Linked DNA regions of Mus musculus: region 2 is linked to region 1. A link is a loop called in an ENCODE intact Hi-C map of the cell type or tissue named here. Cell type or tissue: left cerebral cortex. All regions are shown on one strand. Each heading gives the region's core, and the rest is flanking DNA. Links, peaks and the distances in the headings are about the cores only.

Region 1 (7,472 bases), core at 1,794-5,793:
CCACTGATTCCTGCCAGAGCACCTCCTGGGAGTCCCTCATCCACCCAGTGGGGACTGCCTTTGCAATCCTCCCTACCTGCTTGCTGATCCACTGGGAATCAAGGAGACACTGGCTGTTGGTGTCAGGGGCTTCACTCTGTCTACTCCAGAGGAAGTTGAGAATATAATTTAATGCAGAAGAATTGACCACGGGCTCGGTTTCCCTTTTCTCTCCCTCCGTGCTCTTCCTAGCAAGCTGCCCATGAAGGCTCCGACTCTGATACTTCACCCCACCCTGTGGCTTTGACCTAGAGTTCCTTTGCAAGACCTTCCTGTATTTTAGTTGAGTCGAGCCCTATCTCAAGTCACTAATGCTTTTTTTTTAGCAATCTCATAAGCATTAAGCTCCCTGACTGGTAGCTAGTAGCATTTAGTGGGGAAGATGATGGCATTTTGAGACAGTTTCATGGAGCCCATGCTAGCTTCCTGCCCACTATGTAGCCAAGAGCAGCCTTGATATCTGTTCTTTTCCTGAGGGCAGGGATTATGGGTTGTGAGGTCCTCGGGGTGGAACCCCAGAGCTTCATGCATTCTAGGCAACTATTTGACCAACCGAGTCACACGCCCAGCCTAAGAAGATTCAGCCTCAAGGACAGATGGCCTATGTCATGTAGGCAGACCTGAAGCACAAAGACACACAGAAGTCCCTAAATACAGAGTCCCTATTCTTATTTTGGAGTGCCCACTTGGAGCTCTGGTCATGAGGTTGCTACTAGGCATGTGTCCTCCTTGTGTAACTGTCTCCCTGCTGTGTCCTCTTGTAAATCACACCCAGTATGGACTGTACTGGGGGGGGGGGCAGTGAGGGGATCTCATTGACCCGGCAGAGCTCCTGCTCAGGGTGCCTTTGGGCTATAAACATGGGGTGTGCTTTTTTCCCCACTGCTCCCACAGGTATACAGGATCCTGTCCAAAGACATCCCTACATTTCTCCCTGCAGAGTTGCTACACATCTTGACTTTGGGAAAAGAGAAGGCAGTCTCAGGAATATTTGCCTCCAAAGTGGGATGGGAAAGGTCTTCAAGTTCAGTAGCTACAAGCTACAAATCAATGCTGTGTCTCATGGCTGTTTGCTGGCTCCATATGGAATAAATTCTTATTTTTATTTTGCAGCGTGTATTTGTTAACTTAAATATGATGCCCTTTCTCCTAAGGACACAAGGTGGTATTTTTAAAAGGAAGAAAGATTCTCACTGTATAGCTTTGTCTCTGCCTCCTCCGGGCTGGGATTCCATGTTTTATTTATTTATTGACTGACATGAGTTCTGGGTCATGAATTCAGCCTTGCATGTTTCTTACTGACTGACTGGCCATCGCCCCAGCCTTTGTTTTGGTTTTGAGAGAAGGTCTTGCAAAAACTCACCAAGATGCATAAGTCAGAAATAAAAATAGGGGTTGGAAAGATGGATCACTGGCTAAGAGTACTGGCTGCTCTTCTATGGGATCTGGGTTCAGTTCCCCGCATAAGTATGGCAGCTCAAAACAGCTTGTGGCTCTTCTAGCCTTCTCCAGCACTGAATGCATGTGCTACACAGCCAGACATGCAAGCAAAATGCCCATAGACATAAAAGTTATGGAATAGATTTTAAATAGAAGTAAAATAAATCTTTAAAAACAAAGTCAAGTATCTTAATTTTACATGCCAATCTCTAGCTCCTAGAAGCCCCACCCACAGCTTTTTCACTTAAAAACAAACAAGCATTGAATAAAACCAGAACATTGTTTGTTTCCTTTAAAAAGAGTGCATGCTGAAGATCATGGCTGAATAACAAGGTGCTAGTTGGAAGGCTGTAGTCATTAGAAAACCAGCTGTGTGCCTCTCTTGCCAAGGCCATGTCTCCTTTGACACGTCTGTGTTTGTCACCCCTGTGAGAAAGCTCTGTCAGATAACCCTCCATCAGCTGGGTCCCTCCTGTCTTATGTATACCACAGGTATCTCAACCCTGCTGGGTCTACACACTGGGAAAGCCACACTTCCCCATATCCATACACTGTCCCAGCTATCCCAACTCTAATGGCCCTTATGGCTGTGCTCCTCCTACGGATACCCAGACCCTACACCATACCCCAAGTGTCTACCATGAAGACACACACAGTCTCACACACACACATACACACATACTGTCTCACACATACTCTAGTACTACACACTCACACACACACACACAGAGCACCCCAGACAAGACCCCTGGCTCTCCACTACAGCTCACACTGAGGTAGTGTTTTTCACACGTTCACACCTAATCTCCAGCTCAGACCTGAAAGCACTGGTACAGTGGTGGGACTGCAAGTGTGTTCCACAACACCCAGCATACAGAGGAAACTCTTAAATGCCATTTCACAGAGGGAAAGAGATAAGAGGTTAATCTAACCAATATCTCAACGCCAGAGAGGGGCCCAGGGAGGAGCTGAGTCAGCTCACTGCAGTGCTGCCCAATCAGGCCTGTCTCACTCCCCACCCCCAGCTCTGGGATTACAAGATAATTCTACCACACCTAGCTGTCTTTCTTTCTTTTTCCTAATGTGGGCTCCAGGAGTTGAACTAGGTTCTCATGGCAAGCTCCTTACCAAGTAGGCCACTTCCCCTACTTGTTTTCTTTTCTTTTTTTTTTTGTTTTATGAGACAGGGTTTCTCTGTGTAGCCCGGGCTGTCTTGGAACACACTCTGTAGACCAGGCTGGCCTCGAACTCAGAGATCTGCCTGCCTCTGCCTCCTGAGTGCTGGGATTAAAGGCGTGTGCCACCACGCCCGGCTCCATACTTTGTTTTCATTTGAGAAAGTTTTGCCATGTGGCCCGGCTGGTGCTTACTATGTATGCCAGGCTAATCTCAAGCTCTTGGCACTTTCTACCCAAGCCTGCTGCGTGCTGGGATTATAGCCATGCACCACTGCACATGGCTTATATGCAATATTTTTACTTGTGAATTTGAGGTTTCATCTAAGGCTTCCTTTCCAAAAAAAAAAAAAAAAATGACCTAATAATAAAAAAAATCAAGGAAATATAAGAGCTGCATGTTTAAGAACAACAGGTGAACTTTTTTCTTTCCCTGAACCACTGTGATTGACTTTAAGTGTATTCATTTTGGTAGTTTGGGGTTTGAATCCTGGTTCCCACGTGCCCCAGGAAAACTCTTCCCTGCTCTGCCACACTCCCGAGTCCACTGCTGGTTGGTTCCTGTCTCATCCCCCAAGCTCCCGGCAGTGAAGCTTTCCAGGACCGAGCTCTCCAGGACCCGCCGGCCGAGTGCATGAGTTGCAGGTGGCAAGGATTCTCCGTCCCTCTTGTCTGGAACATCTTTTCACTGAGCTCTCGGCATCTGTCCTGACTGAGAGCTTTTCCTTGGGATTCCTCACTCAGTACCGCTTCACTCTTCAGCAAAAGCAGACTCGTTAGGATGAGGAATTTATTGAGAGAGGCTGGCAGCTCATAATCTTCTGTTAACTCCTGTTCCAGAGGATGTGATGCCCTCTCCTGGCCTCTGCAGGTACTAAGTTTGTTTGCGCTTGGTGCTCACAAACACCCATACACATAAAATAAAATAAAATAAAATAAAATAAAATAAAATAAAATGTCTGAAATGGGGTTCGTTCAGAGCCACAGAGATGACTAGCAGTTGAATGCTTTCTTGAGTTCTGTTTCCAGCTCATTCATAGCTCTAGCTTTAATGGCCTCCAAGGGGACTATTCCTCCACACACATAAAAGAGTATGTAAAGTGCTTAATGTTGTAAAGGCCTGAATTTGGATCCCCATCACACACATGAAGAGTTAGGAAGAGTTAGGATCGATGGCCTGCAGTGGTCATCCTGGGGAGGTAGAGACAAGTGTGCCCCTGGGGCTCAGTGACCAGCATGCCTATCTGAACTGGCAAACTCTGGGTTCAGTGAGAGGCTGTCTCATAAAGACCGGAAGAAGAGTGACTGAGGAAGGCACCCAGTGTGCTCCTTTGCTCTTGTTTACTTGACACAGCTAGGGTCCTCTGGGAGGAGGGAGCCCCACTTGGAGGAATGCCTCCATAAGAGGCATATCTGTGAAATATATTCCCTTTCCCCCGCCCGCCTCCCCCCACCCCCCGGCCTATTTATTATATGTAAGTACACTGTAGCTGTCTTCAGACACCCCAGAAGAGGGCGTCAGATCTCACTACAGATGGTTGTGAGCCACCATATGATTGTTGGGATTTGAACTCAGGACCTCTGGAAGCGCAGTCAGTGCTCTTAACAGCTGAGTCATCTCTCCAGCCCTGTGTCTTTGGACTTTTAAGACAATGTCTCAGTATGTCTCCTTGGTAGGGGAAGCGGCCTTAAATCCAGATTTGCTTCCGCCTCTGCCTCCCGAGGGCTGGGATTAAGGGCGAGCGCCAGCACCCTCGGCTGTGTCTTAATTATATCCTGTGTATACAGAAGAAAAGGGAAGTGGGCTGGGGACAGACAGTTCATCCTATGAGTCCTTCCTATCCCTAAAGTTCTCAGGAGTGACCGCCCTGTCATGCCAACATTTGGGAGACTGAGGCAGGAGCATTGCTGCGAGCGAGCCTGCTTGGATTATACAGTGTGGAAGGCCTACACTAAAAGGCCTTGTCCCCAAAATCCCAAACCCAAACAAAATAGAAAGGAGAAATTACAACGCCAAGCTCACTGCACGTGTCTGAGGAGAAGCAGTCCATAGAGAGCCGGAACCGCCATGTCATAACCCAGTGAGCATGCGTAAAAGCACGCACGTTTCCCCGTCGACCAATCGGTGGGCACGCTGGACGTCGGGGGCGGGGCTTCTGCCGACACATGCGCACGGCAGGGCGGGCCCTCTCTCTTCTCGCTGAGCGCCGCCAACATGGTGAGTGTGTGTGCCGAGAGCTCCGAGTGCGGCCGTCGCGACGCCCGTCTTCTGCCCCGGGCGGGGGAGCCCCGGCGTGGAGTGGCTCTGCGCGACCCGGCCAGCGCGTGGGGAGGCAGCGGGGCGTGGAACCCAGCCCGCAGGGAGCGCGGCTCGCGTGGACCGCACTACCGGGGCCACGCGTGCGCAGTGGCGGGAGTGGCTGGGCCTGAGGTCCGGGGATGGCGGCGCTGCTGCGGCCTCGGACCTGCCCGGCGGCCTGGCTCCTCATGAGCTCCCTTCAGTTCTTTTTCTCCGGAAAAAGCGAACCGGGGAGTGGTTCAGTGGATTGAACGATGAATTAATTGTATGAGAACTAAAGGAGTATCAAACATGGGTAAGAGCGGATCCAGGGAGCTCGTGTGCTGGGAAAGTGGCCACGGGATACTTGAAGTTAAAAAATGCTGGCTACTAAGTTCAAACTCGTCTCCCAGGGCGGCCCCGAGCCCTGTGTTGCCGGTAAGCAGCGGACTTGGAATATTTAAAGCCAACCCTTGTTTCTTTTCCTGTTTTAGGTGTTCAGGCGTTACGTGGAGGTTGGCCGGGTGGCCTACATTTCCTTCGGGCCCCATGCTGGAAAGCTGGTCGCAATTGTAGATGTCATTGATCAGAACAGGGTACGTGTGGGACGGAGTATTTTACAATCTTTATTTAACGTGGCCGTAAGATCGACAGCACCGTAGATGTTACTCAGGGTAGCTAGAGTGGTCCTTGGGTGGAGTTCTTTAGATTACAGGTTTACCATTGAGGAAACACTGGCCACGGAGTTTGAAGCACTGGGTAGAGTTAGCTCATCTTACAGCACTAATTCACCGGGTAAACGAGGCAGGCAAATGCAGGTGAGTTTAAATGAGGTAACTGAGAAGACTTCAGTGAGCTGGAGGTGCGGCTCTGTTGGTAGAGTGCTTGCTAGAGTCCCTGGATTCTAAAGATAGATGTGGCTCCTGCTACCTCAGGCTCTGGGAGGATAAGGTAGGAGAAGCAGGAGTTTGCCACTAGCCTGGGCTGCTTGACCTTGTCTGAAAATACCACAGTGGAGGCTTTTAGGATACTGGGTTCACAAACGTGCATTTTCTTCATTTGAATGGTAATGTACATTTCGTCCAGAAAGGGCTAGAAATTACGTAGAGGTTACAGCCATCTTGAACTTTAGATGCCTGTCTGAGGTCCTTGATTTTGTATCCTAGGCTTTAGTGGATGGACCCTGTACTCGGGTGAGGAGGCAGGCCATGCCCTTCAAATGCATGCAGCTCACTGACTTCATCCTCAAGTTCCCACACAGGTAACACCTTGTTCTAAGTTGCTTTTCAGTTTGGTGCCACAGTCTATATATACACGGATAATACAGATGGTTTGGAGCCAACCAAGGAAAGGGGCCTATATCTAACAAACAGACTTACTGACTTAAAATTGCCCAGGTCGTTTTGCCATTATGAAGTTCCTGTTTGGGTCCCGTGTCTCCCCCCCCCCCACACACACACACACACAATAAGTTCCGTGAAAATGTCTGCTCTCATATATCCAAATTGGCCCCAAATTTGCAGTCTTCTGGTCTGAGTCACCTTAGTGATGGGGTTTGTTGTGTTTTAGAGGGGTGCAGATTAAGACTGTCCTGCAGCACTGTGTGGTTGTCATCAGCAATGATTGGTACAATGAAGCACCTGCTGTAATGAGCCACCACAGAGTGGATTTAACCTGGGTGGTCTCTGAGACAGATGCCAACTGAGGGGTGCTGGTGGAGTGGTTATGGTCACCATGTACCGGAGTGACTACAGGTGAATCTAGGGTTCACCGAAGCGCAGAAGTTTTTAGTGGTTAAGAAACTTAGCCAAGTTAATGTGCAAAATATAGCAGGTGTAAGGAGCAGCTTTTGTTATTTACAAAGGGACATGGTTTTATGCACACGTGTGAGCAGTGGTAAGTGTACTTTGAAATATTTTTTTGACATGACCTACCATAAAGCTGATTGAGTAATATGTGACTTGATCTTCATAGTGCCCGCCAGAAGTATGTCCGAAAAGCTTGGGAGAAGGCGGATATCAATACGAAATGGGCAGCCACAAGATGGGCCAAGAAAATTGATGCCAGAGAAAGGGTAAAGGCACAAAGCTTTGAGTTCTGGAGGGCGGGATGTGCTTGAGATGTCAGGGGAGATCAGTTGAGTTTTGTTTTTCTTTTAACAGAAAGCCAAGATGACAGACTTTGATCGTTTCAAGGTCATGAAGGCAAAGAAAATGGTAAGTCTTCAGATGTACATTTATATTGGCTGTAGGGTAATGAGGGAAGAGTAGCCAGTCCCTATTTTGTGGTGTTGTGTGTAATTGATGTTTATAGCTCTTGATAGGTTAGGGCCAGCAAGATTGCTCAGGGTAAAAGTAGCTGGCTTAATGACCAAATGAGTCTTGGAAATAATCTCTCTATAGTTTATGTGTGTGGAAGCAGTTTAATTTCTAACAATGGACATAAGGCGTATTGTTGTGTGAGTGTAGCAAGTGCTCTTCTGTGTTTTTTCAGAGGAACAGAATAATCAAGACTGAAGTAAAGAAACTTCAAAGAGCTGC
Region 2 (7,472 bases), core at 2,262-6,261, 430 kb before region 1:
TTTGTTTGTTTGTTTGTTTTTGAGACAGGGTTTCTCTGCATAGTTCTCGCTGTACTGGAGTTTATTTTGTAGACCAAGTTGGCCTCGAACTCAGAGATCCACCCGCCTCTGCCTCCCAAGTGCTGGGATTAAAGGCATGCACCACCACACCCTGCTCTATTATTTTATTTTGTTAATAAAATAAAAATTTACGGGGCTGGCAAGATGGTTCAGCTGGTAAGAACACCGACTGCTCTTCTGAAAGGTCCTGAGTTCAAATCCCAGCTACCACGTGGTGGCTCACAACCATCTGTAATGAGATCTGGTGCATCTGAAGACAGCTACAGTGTACTTATATATAATAATAAATAAATCTTTGGGCCAGAGCAAGCAGGGACTGAGCAAGCAGAGTTGACCAGAGCGAGCAGAGGTCCTAAAATCCAATTTCCAACAACCACATGAATGCTCACAACCATCTATACAACTACAGTGTACTCATATACATAAATAAATCTTTTAAAAATTTTTATTAAATTTTATTTTTATTATAATATATTAAATCATATATATATATACACATGCAAACTTAAGAGGCAGTTGTGGCCACTTTCAGATCATCCCCTGAGAAGTACTGAGGAATGGTCAGAGGTCTTCCTGCAGGCCTCCACCATCCCCTCCCTGCAGCCTACTCAGCAATGTGACTGAAGTCTCCTAGGCCAGGATATGGACATGAGCGTGGTATCTAGGGAACCTCTCCCAGGTGCATCTGAGCCTTGGCATGGAGAGTTACAGCCAGTGCCTGACCTGTGACCGACAGGCACACAGATGACATTTAGTCCTGCTCCTCTGGGTGCAGACACTGTGCAGCCTCCTGTCATTAGGTGATCTGGTGTGGCTCCAGCCTCCAGATCAACAACATTAATGGGCAAGACATAAGTGCCACAGGCTTAAGAGATGAGCTTTGGGGCCCTATCCAAAGCCCAGAACTCTTTGGATATGTCAATTAGTTGCACAAAAATATAGGTGGTATTAAAAAATTTTCAATTAGATATAAATTTAATATTTATTTTTGCTTAATGTATGTAAGTGTTTTGCCTTCATGTATGTTTGTGCACCACATGCATGCATAGGGCTGGCAGAAGAGGGCACTGGTTCTCCTGGAATTAGACTTATAGAACTGTTGTGGGCCTGCCTGCCTCCCAAGTAAGTGCTGGGAACCAAGCCTGGGCCATCCTTAAGAACAGTCAGCGCTCTTAACCACTGAGCCATCTCACCAGCCCCAAATTTTATACACACATACAGACAGACACACACACACAGATACACATGCACACACACACACAGATACACACACACACAGATACACACACACACATGCACACACACACACAGATACACATACACACACACACACACACACACACACACACACACACACACACACACACACACACACACACGTACAGCTGAGAGTTCTACATCTTCATCTGAAGGCTGCTAGCAGAATACTGGCTTCCAGACAGCTAGGATGAGGGTTTCGAAGCCCACATCCACAGCGGCACACCTACTCCACCAGGGTCAAACTTTCTAATAGTGCCACTTTCTGCACAGAGCACGTACAAACCATTACATAAACATATACAGATATCTATTTTAAAATTTCAAATTATTATTATATTTCAGATGGGTTTTACACTGCAGCCCACACTGCCCTGGGACTCACAACACAGCCCACGCTGGTCTGAAATGTATTATGTAGCTCAAGCTGGCCTTAAACTTGCAGAACTGGTATCTCAGCCTCTTGAGTGCTGGGTTGAGCTGAAGTTGAGTTGTCCCATCACATTTCTTCGATTGCTGCTTTCTCTTTAACTCCTTTGCATAGCAGCTTTGGGTGGGGGTGGGTGTTAACATGTGTAATGTTTCTTTACCACTTAATTTAAAAATTAAAAAAGTGACCGGGTGTGGTGACAAACACCTTTAATCCCAGCACTTGGGAGGCAGAGGCAGGCGGATTCCTGAGATGAAGGCCAGCCTTGTCTACAGAGTGAGTTCCAGGACAGCAAAGGCTACACAGAGAAACCCTGTCTTGAAAAACGTTTTATATATATACACACACATACATATATACATATATTTTTAATACACACACACACACACACACACACACACACACACACACATATATATATATTTAAAAGTGTATGTTTCCTTTTCTTTCTTTTAAAAAAACAGGGTCTCACTATGTAGCCCAAGCTGGCCTGCAACTTTCTTCACTACATAGACCAGCAGGCTGGCCATAAATTCACAGACATCCACCTGCCTCTGCCTCCAAAGAGCTGGAATTAGAGGCATGTACTACCATACCTGGCTTAAAAATTATGTGAACTGATCGTGTGTGTATGTGTGAGCACAAGTCAAGACGTCAGCCTCTGATGTCATCACTTTTTTTTGACAGTCTCTAGGTCAGTGGTTCTCAACCTGTGGGTCACAACACCTTTGAGGGTCAAAACCCTTTCACAGGGATCCCCTAAGACTACCAGAAAACACAGATATTTACACTACAATTCATAACAGTGGCAAAATTGAAGTTATGAAGTAGCAACGAAAATAATTTTATTGTTGGGGTCACCACAACATAAGGAATTGTATTAAAGGGTCACAGTGTTAGGAAGGTTGAGAATCATTGCTCTGGGTGGTCTAGGTTTCTGCAAATAGGTCATTTAGACTGATTGGCCATCAGTCCCTAGGGATCCTCCTCCTGTCTCTGCCTCCCCAGTGTGAAGATTGCAAGTGCGCACTAGCGTGTCTAGATTTAAAAAGAAAGGATTAGTGTGTGTGTGTGTGTGTGTGTGTGTGTGTGATATCCAATGCCCACTTCTGGACCTGCATACACTTGGTGCACATGAGCCCATAAAGTATTTTTATGTATGGACATAAAAATAAAATTAGCAATAAAGAGATCTTCATAGCAAATAGGAAACTGAGACACAAGTTCAAACTTACTTGGAGGGTGTCTTTAGTTTTTAGAATGACTTAGGTAGAGGGGCATCAGCTGTTTTCCCACCACTCCCAAGGGCAAGTGTACCTGGGAATTATCCACCACTTAAAGTGTCAGTCAGACAGTCTGGAAACCTTAAGAAATATGGAAGCACCAATAAGGGATCTAGTCTGAATAACAAGGTTAAGAGGGCTTCGGTGTCACAGACACAGGTTCTATTGTGAGAAACTGCATTGCTCCTGGAGCAGGAGGAGGGGCTTACCCAGGAAGTAAACACACAAGTCTCAGGAGGCTCCTGAAAATTACAAGGTTCGTGAGATCCCCCCTCCCCAAGGTTATGAAGTCAGTGGTGACTGCTGAACAAATATACTCTCAGACAGGCTGCAAACTGTGCTGGGAGCTTTAGGGATGCTGGTTTTATGGGTTGTTAACCTGTCCTGGAGTGGTGATCCACCTTCCCTGGAGTTATTCATGTTCCTGTAACTCCTCATCCAGTCTCTTGTAATAACATTCATAAACTTGCTAGTTCACTGACCTAGACTTCAGTGGGTAGAATTGTTCTCTTTGTTTTCAATGATTTATGCAAGTGAATACATGTTTGTTTGCATTTCCCAAGGAAAAGTCACATCACAGCCACCATGCTGGGTTTTATTCAGTGCATGAGTCAAACCCAGGGTTTCTGTATCCTAGACAAGCACTGTACCAACAGAGCTACATCCCCAGCCCTGAACTCACAGAGACCTCCTGCCTCAGCCTCCCGAGTGCTGGGATGATAGGTGAGCATTGACATTCTCAGCTCATCTGGATATCTAATACAGTAATTAGGAACAATACTGTCACAACATGGAAACTCTTGAACGGTCAGTGAACTTGGCCCAGATTATGACTAGTTCCTGATCTCTGTCAGCATGTCAGTCACCTTCTATGGGACTTGATAAGGTTTGGGAACTGTTTGGTTAATATCACAGCTTTATGTAGCCATAAGATAGCTACCAGGGCAATCCAGGAAGAGCCTTTCTAATTGAATAGCATTATTCTACGCCTTTCAACTGTTGGTACTGACTTACTCTGGCCACCAGGGGGCAGGACAGTACCATGGTTGCCAGAACAGACCTCTTCTGACTGGAATTCTGTTTGCTGCGGCACAAGCCTGTAATCACAGTTGAGTCACGAAGAGTTTCTAGTTTGCTTTTTGTGGCTGTGATTAAAAACAAAACAAAGCACAAAAGACAAAAGCTGGCTAAAAGCAACACGGGAGAAAGGGTTTTATGATTCCAGGTTACTGCCCCATACTGCAGGGAAATCGCAGAGGCCGAGACAGTTTGCCTCAGTCAAGTTTAGAGAGAGATGAAGGCACCCACACTGCATGCTGCCTGCTCACTTGGACACAGTCAGCCAGACTCTGCATAATTCTGCAGCCTAGAGCCCCCTATCCAGGACCTGGGGCTGCCCACAAAGGTTGACTCAAATAATAATCTGGACAATCATCCAAAGATATGTATGCCCACAGGCCAGCCTGATGTGGCCAGTCCCCCAGCTGAAACTCCCTTCTTAGCTGATTCTAAGCTGTATCAGCTTGACAGCCCAAACTAACCAGTACAAGCAAGGGCGGTGAGTTTGAGGTCAGCTTGAGCAACACAAAAAGACCCAGTCTTAAAAATAAAAACAAGACAGGTTATGTCACACAAGACACACACCTCTAATTCCAACAGTTAGGAAGAGAGGTAGGAAGATCTCTGTGAGTTCAAAGCCTACCAAGTGCGTTCCAGGACAGCCAGGGATACATAGTGAGACCCTGACACACACACACTAAATAAACCTAAACCAAAATACGTTCCCGCCCCCACCCCTGTAAAACACAAAACTAAACAGAACAAGTTACAAAAAGACAAGTGCATCTCCGACTGCTTACTTTGTGATTTAATGGAAGCTTGGGGGGGGGGGGGAAACTCCAGCACTTTGATGCTGTCCTCTGGCTTTTGTGGGGACTGTGCTTACAGGCACACCCACACATCTCATTAAAAATAAGGTCTTGGGCTGGTGAGATGGCTCAGCGGTTAAGAGCGCGGACTGCTCTTCCAAAGGTCCTGAGTTCAAATCTCAGCAACCACATGGTGGCTCACAACCATCTGTAATTAAATCTGATGCCGTCTTCTGGAGTGTCTGAAGACAGCTACAGTGTACTTACATATAATAAATAAATAAATATTTAAAAAAATAAGGTCTTTTAAAACGTTTTGGTTTCAAAAGCTATGAAAGTGATAATTAAAATATATACCTATTTGGTTGTTTTGGGGTACTAGGCAAACCAGGATGCTGGAGGCACAAGAAGACTTTCTCTGCTTACAAACAGGGCCCTTCATCCACACGAAACAAAGCAAAGACGATGAAACTCTCCATTCTCCATCTCTCAGTGTGAGAGCATGCAGAAACCTGTGACAGCACACAGCTTACCGAAACAACACACAGCTTCCCTGTGACAGCACACAGTTTCCCTGTGACACCACATAGTTTGCTGTGACAGCACACAGTGTTCCTGTGACAGCACACAGCTTCCCTGTGACAGCACATAGCTTCCCTGTGACAGCACACAGTGTCCATGTGACAGCACAAAGTGTCCCTGTGACAGCACACAATTCCCTGTGACAGCACACAGCTTCCATGTGACAGCACACAGTTTTCCTGTGACAGCACACAGTGTCCCTGTGACAGCATACAAGCTTCCCTGTGACAGCACACAGGTTTTCTGTGACAGCACACAGCTTCCCTGTGACAACACACAGTTTCCTGTGACAGCACAGTTTTCCTTTGACAGCACAGTGTCCCTGTGACAGCACACAGCTTCTCTGTGACAGCACACAGCTTCTCTGTGACAGCACACAGTGTCCCTGTGACAGCACACAGTTTCCTGTGACAGCACACAGTGTCCCTGTGACAGCACACAGTGTCCCTGTGACAGCACACAGTGTCCCTGTGACAGCACACAGTTTCCCTATGACAGCACAAGCTTCCCTGTGACAGTAGGCAGCATCCCTGTGACAGCACACAGTGTTCCTGTGACAGCACACAGCTTCCCTGTGACAGCACACAGTGTCCCTGTGACAGCATGCAGTTTCCCTGTGACAGCACACAGCTTCCCTGTGACAGCACACAGTGTCCCTGTGACAGCATGCAGTTTCCCTGTGACAACACACAGTGTCCCTGTGACAGCATGCAGTGTCCCTGTGACAGCACACAGCTTCCCTGTGACAGCACAGTTTCCCAATGATAGCACACAGCTTCCCTGTGACAGCACACAGCTTCCCTGTGACAGCACACAGTGTCCCTGTGACAGCATGCAGTTTCCCTGTGACAGCACACAGCTTCCCTGTGACAGCATGCAGTTTCCCTGTGACAGCACGCAGTGTCCCTGTGACAGCATGCAGTTTCCCTGTGACAGCACACAGTGTCCCTGTGACAGCATGCAGTGTCCCTGTGACAGCACACAGCTTCCCTGTGACAGCACAGTTTCCCAATGATAGCACACAGCTTCCCTGTGACAGCACACAGCTTCCCTGTGACAGCACACAGTGTCCCTGTGACAGCACACAGTTTCCCTGTGACAGCACACAGTTTTCCTTTGACAGCACAGTGTCCCTGTGACAGCACACAGCTTCTCCCTGACAGCACACAGTGTCCCTGTGACAGCACACAGTTTCCCTGTGACAGCACACAGTTTCCTTGTGACAGCACGCAGCGTCCCTGTGACAGCACACAGTGTCCCTGTGACAGCACGCAGTGTCCCTGCTTTCCTGGAGAAACCTCTGCTTGTGTGCATTTTGCAGTCCAACACTAGCAGTGTGTAGCAGTAGAGAAGAGGCCTCAGTTGTTAATTTCTACTTGGAAGTTCTCATCTGTGTAGAGTGTTTTATGATCCTAGTCCATGCTGCCTTCTCCCAGTCTCCTCCCACTCCTGAAACCCCCCTCATGCTCTGTCCAACTGCTCCCCATTCTACTTCATGAGTGTGTGTGCATGTATGTGTGTGTATGTGAGTGTGTGTGTGTGACTGTGTATGTGTGTGTGTGAGTGATATATGTCCCTGTTTGTGTCTGTGTGCTGAGTACATGTAGTCTATGTGTTCTCTTTGTGTGTGTGTGCACTTGTGCATGTGTGTGTGCATGTGTGTGTATGTATGTGTATGGGTGTGTGTATGCGGTGTATGTCTGTTTATGTGTACTGTGTATATGCGGTCTATGTGTTCTTTGTCTGTGCATGTTTGTTTGTATATGTGTGCATATGTGTACACTTGTGCATGTTTGTGTGCATGTATGCATATGTATGCATGTGCTCACATGCCATGGCACACAGTGTGGAGGTAGGAGGACAGTGTGTGGGATTCCCTTCTCTCCCTGACCACATGGGTTGGGGTTGGGCTTGCCTAAGCATCTTTACCCACAGGCCACTTTGCTGCTTCTCTGGGCACACTAAAAACACCCAGCAGACACTCACTGCCTC

What was found. A loop is a pair of places that touch in the nucleus more often than their neighbours do. Peaks named below come from ENCODE experiments on the same cell type or tissue, not always from the same donor. Only the 100,000 strongest peaks of a DNase experiment are listed, where the experiment ranks them.
Region 2: a loop joins it to region 1, with 2.8 times the contacts of the local background. A loop is called at or near these places in 4 of 42 quality-filtered maps.

Annotation. Positions count from the first base shown.
Region 1 is chr9:120,566,670-120,574,141 of GRCm38, forward strand. It overlaps Rpl14 (ribosomal protein L14), which reads left to right and starts at 4,848. Exons shown (of 6, transcript NM_025974.2): 1 at 4,848-4,872; 2 at 5,427-5,528; 3 at 6,099-6,193; 4 at 6,907-7,006; 5 at 7,095-7,148; 6 at 7,426-7,472. The coding sequence starts at 4,870. It overlaps Entpd3 (ectonucleoside triphosphate diphosphohydrolase 3), which reads left to right. Exons shown (of 11, transcript NM_178676.5): 11 at 1-1,658. In left cerebral cortex, for the core only: a CTCF peak has its summit at 3,520 (motif pointing left); DNase peaks (open chromatin) are centred at 3,485, 3,935 and 4,788; H3K4me3 peaks cover 1,829 bases; H3K27ac peaks cover 1,525 bases.
Region 2 is chr9:120,136,779-120,144,250 of GRCm38, forward strand. No RefSeq gene overlaps it. Among named protein-coding and RNA genes, the nearest start is that of Gm5922, 4.1 kb to the left of the region's middle. In left cerebral cortex, for the core only: a CTCF peak has its summit at 4,052 (motif pointing right); a DNase peak (open chromatin) is centred at 4,062.